Regions from separate parts of the Homo sapiens genome. Here region 1 is linked to region 2. Evidence: chromatin loops called from intact Hi-C (ENCODE). Cell type or tissue: K562. All regions are shown on one strand.

Region 1 (4,000 bases), 65 kb before region 2:
CTGGGTGCAGGCAGGCTGAGTCCGAAAAAGGAGTCAGCGAAGGGTCGTGGGATTATCATTAGTTCTTATAGGTTTGGGATAGGTGGTGGAGTTAGGAGCAATTTTTTGCGGGCAGGGGGTGGATCTCACAAAGTACATTCTCAAGGGTGGGGGAGGATATTACAAAGTACCTTCTTCAGGGTGGGGGAGGATATTACAAAGTACCTTCTCAAGGGTGGGGAGGGTGTATCTTACAAAGTACATTCACAAGGGCAGGGGAATATCACAAAGTACATTATGGCAAGGGCGGGGAGGGTGTATTGTCACAAAGTCAATTGATCAGTTAGGGTAGGGCAGGAACAAATCACGATGGTGGAGTGTCATCAGTTAAGGCAGGAACTGGCATTTTCACTTCTTTTGTGGATCTTCAGTTGCTTCAGCCCATCTAGATGTATACGTGCAGGTCACAGGGGATATGATGGCTTAGCTTGGGCTCAGAGGCCTGACAGGTAACTTTTTTTTTTTTTGAGATGGAGTCTCACTCTGTTACCTGTCTCAAATGCAGTGGCGCAATCTCGGCTCACTGCAACCTCCGCCTCCCAGGTTTAAGCAATTCCCCTGCCTCAGCTTCCCGAGTAGCTAGGACTATAGGCGCATGCCACCACGCCCAGCTAATTTTTGTATTTTTAGTAGACATGGGGTTTCACTATGTTGGCCAGGATGGTCTCGATTTCTTGACCTCGTGATCCGCCTGCCTCTGCCTTCCAAAGTGCTGGGATTACAGGTGTAAGCCACCATGCCCGGCTGCTTGGCTAACTTTTAAACATTTTTTTGGTAGAGATGAGGTCTCACTATATTGCTCAGCCTGGTCTCGAACTCCTGAGCTCAAGCTATCTTCCCACCTCAGCCTCCCAAACTGTTTCAATTACAGGCATGAGCCACTGAGCCTGGCCTTCAGTCGTTAATAATATAATAATATGGTCTGGGCGTGGTGGCTCACACCTGTAATTCCAGCACTTTGGGAGGCTGAGGCAGGTGGATCACCTGAGCTCAGGAGTTCCAGACCAGCCTGGCCAACATGGCACAACCCCGTCTCTATTAAATATATAAAAAAATTAACCAGGCATGGTGGTGGGCTCCTGTGATTCCAGCTCCTCAGGAGGCTGAGGCAGGAGAATTGCTTGAACCCAGGAGGTGGAAGTTACAGTGAGCCAAGATCGCGCCACTGCACTCCAGCCTGGGCGACAAGAGCAAGACTCTGTCTCAAAAATAATAATAATAATAATAATAATAATGTGATAATTTGTGTTTGCACAAAACTTTGTACTTTTCCAAGAGGCTTCACATTCATTGTAGTGTTTAAGCTTCTGTGAAAACCCTGTGAGGCAGGTAAGGTGAGTCCCAGGAGGTTTTCCCAGATGGCGCAGCTAATTAGTGTTGCTGGTAGCATTAGGAGTAGACTGCAGACTCCTGGGGCCCCAGCCCTTTATCAGGGAATCATGCCTTTATGAATTGCGGAAAGGCTTAGTGTAAGCCCCAAGGAGAACCTTTCTTCCCTCTGGGTGGGTCTCAGGCCCTGGGGTAATGAAGACTTGTTTGTCATTGCATGTTTCCAAGTGTTTCCCAGACTCATTAGTCTCCTTTGGCTTTTGAGGTTTTGATGAGACAGTGAGAGCCTTCTGCGCTGATTAGAACGTTTCTGCAAATCGCCCTGGCTTTTCCCAGAAGAGGCTGTGGGTGTGGTGCACACAGTGCGGTTGGCTTCCAGCTTCCTGTTGGCTTCCAGCTTCCTGTTGGCTTCCAGCTTCCTGTCCCTCCGGCTGGGCAGGCAGAGGACCTCAGCCTGTGGGGGAGGGGTTCTCAGAGTGGAGAAAAAAGAGATCTCTGTGGCTACAGGGGCAAACAGGGTCTGAGGGAGCTGCTAGAGCAATCCCGTCCTCCCACACCCGCAATGGGACCCCCATCTGTGCTGTGACGACCCTGAGATCCCAGAGGAGGCAGGTGGAGCTGGCCGTTCATGGCTTCGAACCGCCCCCTTTGTAGACCCTTGGGCCCTTCTCACGGCCTCAGGAGCCCAGTCTCCTCCTGTGGCCCCCGCCGCCCCAGACCCTCCTGCCCAGCAAGGCTACCTCCTGAATTTTCCTTTTTCTCTTCTTCTTCCTCAAAACCCCTGTTCCTCAGGTTCCATGGGCAACTGCCATGTCATGGGCATAGTGCTCAATTGAGAATCAAGTCACCTGGGTTTAAGTCTCCACCTTCCACTGACTGCCCAGGTACTGCCCCCATCAGGGACTGCCAGCTCTATACAGTGAGGATCATGATACCCATGACAGGATGGATGTGAAGCCCAAAAGAGATGGAATTCATAAGATGCTAAAAAGAGACAGCTATAGACCAGATACCAGTGTTACATGTTGGGTGTTATTCTCCTCATTCAGTGGGCTGTCATAGATCTAGAGAAGTGTTCTGAGAAAAACCATCAGGATATAAATCTAAGGTGTTTGGTCCTTCACAATTGTGTCATTCTTTTGGCCAAATTCACTCCCTGATGTTTGAGATGGATCAGCTCTAGATCCCACAAAGAACACTAGCCTCTGACAGAATTCTTCCGCATCTTCCAAGCCTTTATAGAAGCAGACACAAAAACAATGATGTACCTGTTCCATAGGCTTGGAGAGTCCAGCCCTCTGGCCTTGAGAGACTCAGACAGGTGCATTGCATGAAAGGTTATTGAGACAGCTGTAACCCTCTTCTAGAGGTGGATTCAGCTGAACATCTAGTTTACAGACTCCTCTATAAATACCTGGACACAGGAGCTGTGTCCCCCAGATCTACAGCACCACCTCAAAGGGTACATGCTTCAGGGCTTGATAGGTTTTTTTGTGTGTTTTTTTTTTTTTTTTTTAGATGGAGTCTTGCTCTGTTGCCCAGTCTGGAGTGCAGTGATGTGATCTCAGCTCCCTATAACCTCTGCCTCCCAGTTTCAAGTGATTCTCCTGGCTCAGCCTCCACAGTAGCTGGGACTACAGGCATGTGCCACCATGTCTGGGTAATTTTTGTATTTTTAGTAGAGGCAAGGTTTTGCCATATTGGCCAGACTGGTCTCGAACTCCTGATCTCAAGTGATCTCCCTGCCTTGGCCTCCCAAAGTGCTGGGATTACAGGCATGAGCCACTGCACCCAGACTAGATTTTTAAATCTTATCCATACAAGGGTAGAGGTATCTGCTAGTTATTTTTAGCCAATCCACCTATCTTGAACACCATTCATTTCACCAATGAATTAAATCATTTTTAATATGTATTTATTCTAGCATTCATTTATTACACTAATTAACAAATTCTCTGATGCAGACTATCAGATGGGCCTCAAGACTATGTAGCCTCTTTCAAATGCTTACTAACCACACTTGGAGTGTGTATTCCTGATTAGGATATTTCAGATGTTAACCAGGTACCCCTGTGGTATAGATTAAAATGAACTAAAACACATACATTTCACATTCTTTCAGCAGAAGCCTTTAAAGTAAGTTCTAGAACTGACTTTGCACCAGATCCCCCGGGGGGCTCAGTGAGCGGGAGCCACTGGAAGGGAGGTCCTGAGTGTCACCATACCCACATCTCCCATGGGCCTGGCACCAAGAGCATAGAACGTGCTCCATCTTTGCTGGAGAATGTGACCCAAAAGGAGACATGCCCACACTGTAGTGTGTTCCAAACGTGGACTCATTTTTAACTAAAGAAGTTTCTAGAAGGCCTAAGGGGAAGTACCACAACTCCTGGTTGTCTGAAAATATATCCAGAGCCAACCTTTTTGCCCTCCCAAAGGCAACAAGCACATGTAGGGCTGCCTTGCTTCAGGCCTCCCCCATTTTGCCCTGGTCCCGTGCACTGACTCAGCTCCCCTTCCCTTCAGGAGTCGGTGATGGAGGCAACGAGCTTGGGATGGGTAAAGTCAAGGAGGCTGTGAGGAGGCACATACGGCACGGGGATGTCATCGCCTGCGACGTGGAGGCTGACTT
Region 2 (4,000 bases):
CAGTTGTTCTTGTTCGCCCGTTATCTCATTACCCTTCACAGCAAAGAAGACCCAGAATGTAACCACATCTGAACAGACTCTTTCAAGACAGTGACTGTTGCCAAGGATCATATAAATTCCAAAGAATTTTACAAGTTACTTTCTGTTCCCCATCCAATCGTTCTCCCTAGTAATCATTTATAATCCCTCAATAGAATTCTTCTCCCTCTCCCATAAGCCCCCATTCTGTCTGTAACCTCGAGGTAGTATATAAGTTTCTGGACTTCACTGGAGGGGGTCTAGTCTTTATTCTGAAGGCTGTCATGTATACCTGTTAAGAATGATAGAGAAGATGTCTTGGGTGAATATTATGATATATAAATTATATCTCGATTTTTAAAAAATTGAGGCCAGGCACAGTGGCTCACAACTGTACAGTCTCGGCACTTTGGGAGGCCGGGGCGGGTGGATCATGAGGTCAGGAGTTCAAGACCAGCCTGGCCAAGATGGTGAAACCCCGTCTCTACTAAAAACAGAAAAATTAGCCCGGCGTAGTGGCGGGCGCCTGTAATCCCAGCTATTCAGGAGGCTGAGGCAGAGAATTGCTTGAACCCAGGAGGCGGAGGTTGCAATGAGCCGAGATCGTGCCACTGTACTCCCGCCTGGGCGACGAGTGAGACTCCATCTCAAAAAAATAAATAATAAAAACTGAGATTTTTTAATCTCAAAGATTGAGATCAGTTCCGTGTTAAGTGATGTGTTCAGTGCTGGCAGCTTGATGTTGGCCATGGTGAGAGTACTTATAGCACAGAAATTGGTAAATGTTATAAACTTGGGCTTGATTTATATATTTTTTCATTGTCTAGTGTCTCTAGACTTAAAAAAAATAGAGAAGATGCCTTGGGTCAATATTATGGTATGTAAATTATATCTCAATTTTTAAAAAAGTGTGTTGCATCTGTAGCCATTATAATAGGAATAGTACAAAAAATTGAGGAAATATTTGTTCAGCATTCAGAAACTACCACTTGATTAAACAAAGTTACTCATGTTTTCAGTGAAGTTCTGACATACATCTTTGACTTGTTTCCCTTTCATCTTACATGTTAACGTGAAAGAAATTATCAACCACATTTGTGTTGAAGCTATGCTCATTTGTCAGTTGCAAGCCTAGGTTGGCTACAAATACACCAGCAAAAAAATCAATGAGCTTTCTGCAAGAATCAATTGGTTGTATGGATTTTACAATAATTGTTATTGTATGTTTTATTATTTATAAATTGTTACTGATGATAAAGAGTCAAACTCTGGCCAGGTGTGGTGGCTGACACCTGCAATCCTGACACTTTGGGAGGCCAAGGTCGAGGGATCACTTGAGGTCAGGAGTTTGAGACCAGCCTGGGCAATGTAGCAAGACCCCGTCTCTACAAAAAATAAAAAATTAGCCAGGTGTGGTGGCATGTGCCTGTAGTCCCAGCTACTCAGGAGGCTGAGGCAGGAGGATCACTTGAGGTTGCAGTGAGCCATAGTCATACTACTGTACTCCAGCCTGAGGGACAGCGTAAGACCCTGTCTCAGAAGGAAAAAAAAGCATATCCAGCTGCAACTTGGGTATTTCCCAGCCACCAGGTCACACACCACACCAACGCAGAGGGTGGGGCCCTGGAACTCAGGAGGGGGCGTGATCCAGGGTGCTCTCTTAGCCACAGGATCCCATGGTACTGCTGAAGGGGGCTGTGGCTTGGGATTGGCTGTGGAGGTGAGCAGGGTCTTAGCGTTGAAAGCAGCTGATGGAGTAACAGGACCACGGGGGAGAGTGAGGGGAAGGCCAGCATCCTCCGGATGTGTATGGGGCAGGTGTTGGGGGTGGGAATACAAAGAGGCCTCGCTTTGGAGGGGGAGGATGGTGAGCTGTGTTGGGCATGTTGAATTTGAGGTGCGTTTGGGACATGCAAGTTGGAAATCCAGATCTGGGGTTTTGGAGGAGAGGTGGGGGCTGGAGATACAAGTTTGGGCCTTCTGGGAATAGGTGGTAATTAAAGTTGTGGGTATGCCTGGGCTTGATGAAGTATGATCAGGGGCTGGGTGTGCCTTGAGGGGAGCCTGTAGAGAGGACCTAGTCTGCAAAGGGCTGGGTATGGGTGTAGAGCACCTTCGACATAAGTAACTCCATCTTAGAAAAAGACTCCATCTTACATTTAATATGGCACTTCGCCAACAGGGACCGCATGTTTTACCTGATCAATAAAGACTCATCCAACCAGATAAGGACATAAACAAACACACTCTCCACTATCAGTCCTCACCAGAAGACTCTGTGACTATAAAAGGAGCAAGACTTCAGCAGCTTGAAACGGCCGTCTCAACTGACACCATCTTGCTGTCACTTGTGATCAGCACCCAGCATCTCCCACCGAAGGCTCTGCCCACATCAGTGACTCTACTATTTACAACAGCCAAGATGCGGAAGCAACCAAAGTGTCCATCAACAAATGAATGAAGAAAATATTGCATATATACACAACGGAGAACTACTCAGCTGTAAAAAAGAATGAGATGCTGTCATCTGCAACATGGATGGAACTGGAGCTCATTATGTTAAGTGAAATAAGCCAGGCACAGAGAGAGAAACTTCACCTGTCGTTACTTATTTGAGGGAGCTAACAATGAAAACAACTAAACTCATGGAGGTTGAGAGTAGAAGGATGGTTACCAGAGGCTGGGCAGGGTAATGGGGTGGGAGGGGAGTGAGGATGGTTAATGGGAACAAACATATAGTTAGATACAATAAGACCTAGTATTTGATAGCACAAGAGGATGACTACAGTCAAAAATAACTTATTGTACATGTAAAAATAAGTAAAAGAGGCCGGGCGTGGTGGCTCACGCCTGTAATCCTAGCACTTTGGGAGGCCGAGGTGGGCAGATCACCTGAAGTCAGGAGTTTGAGACCATCCTGGCCAACATGGTGAAACCCCGTCTCTACTAAAAATACAAAAATTAGCCGGGCGTGGTGGTGGGCACCTGTAATCCCAGCTACTCAGGAGGCTGAGGCAGGAGAATCGCTTGAACCCAGGAGGCAGAGGATGCAGTGAGCTGAGACTGTGCCATTGCACTCCAGCCTGGGCAACAAAAGTGAAACTCTGTCTCAAAAAAAAAAAAAGAAAGAAAGAAAGAAACGAAACAGCGTCAATAAAAGTCTGACCTTGTGGAAAGACACACGTGTGTGGACCTGGTTATGCCTGACCTCGCGCTGCTCACAAGTGTGGCCAATGTGGAGGGGAGTGTTCTAAATAGGAAGGTCCCTGAGTCAGGGCACCTCCTGAGAAGTGACGAGGGCTGAGAAGTTGCCTCTGGATTAGCGACCTTGACAGGAGCTCTCCCGCAGGACCAGTGGGACCAAAAGCCGGCTGGAGTGGATGGAAGAGTAGGGGGAGAGCCTGAGGCAGCGGGACCAGTCGGCGGGAGGGTGTGAACTAGGGCAGAGACAGCTGGCAGAGGGGAGCGGCCCAGATTCCCACCCCACCCTCAGGTCCAGGATGTGACGTGTGATATGTGGGATGTGAGGAAAGGAGGGGTCCAGCTCGAATCTCAGGCTCCTGAGGCTGCAGAGATGGTCCTGGGAACAGGGGAGCTGGGTTGATGAGGGCAGCAGTCCTGGCCTGAAGGTCAGGAGACGCTGGGCTGGAGGTCACCTCCACAAGCGCTCCCTTTGTAGGGAGGGTGGGGTCAGGCCTGCAGGGGGAATGCACGACAGGAGAGTGGTGGAGGCAGAATCCAGGGCTCTGCCCGCAGCCCTGATGTCCCCGGGAGGGATGAATGAAGGGACGAAGGAGCAGGCAGCACAGAGCTGTCCCAGAGGGACAAAGAAGCGTGCAGCAGAGGCTAAGGGTGCCAAGAAGTGCCTGGCCAGCTGTCAAGTATTGCAAAGGCCACACAGGATGAAGACTGCGGGTGGCCACCGCTCAGTCTGGCTCAAAACAGCATGGATGGCAGTTTCTGTGGAGTGGCCAGATACAAG

The links. Peaks named below come from ENCODE experiments on the same cell type or tissue, not always from the same donor. Only the 100,000 strongest peaks of a DNase experiment are listed, where the experiment ranks them.
Region 1: it touches region 2 in a loop (2.7-fold over the local background); 3 of 110 quality-filtered maps call a loop at or near these places.

What each region holds. Positions count from the first base shown.
Region 1 is chr14:91,200,812-91,204,811 of GRCh38, forward strand. It overlaps DGLUCY (D-glutamate cyclase), which reads left to right. Exons shown (of 14, transcript NM_001102368.3): 12 at 3,895-4,000. Among named protein-coding and RNA genes, the nearest start is that of GPR68, 42 kb to the right of the region's middle. In K562, no CTCF peak of the experiment used is centred here; a DNase peak (open chromatin) is centred at 1,710; H3K4me3 peaks cover 187 bases.
Region 2 is chr14:91,265,980-91,269,979 of GRCh38, forward strand. It overlaps a transcript of GPR68 not described here. Among named protein-coding and RNA genes, the nearest start is that of GPR68, 23 kb to the left of the region's middle. RefSeq lists cis regulatory regions at 1,544-2,573, 3,451-3,729 and an enhancer at 2,126-2,420. In K562, no CTCF peak of the experiment used is centred here; DNase peaks (open chromatin) are centred at 1,672 and 2,282; H3K4me3 peaks cover 598 bases.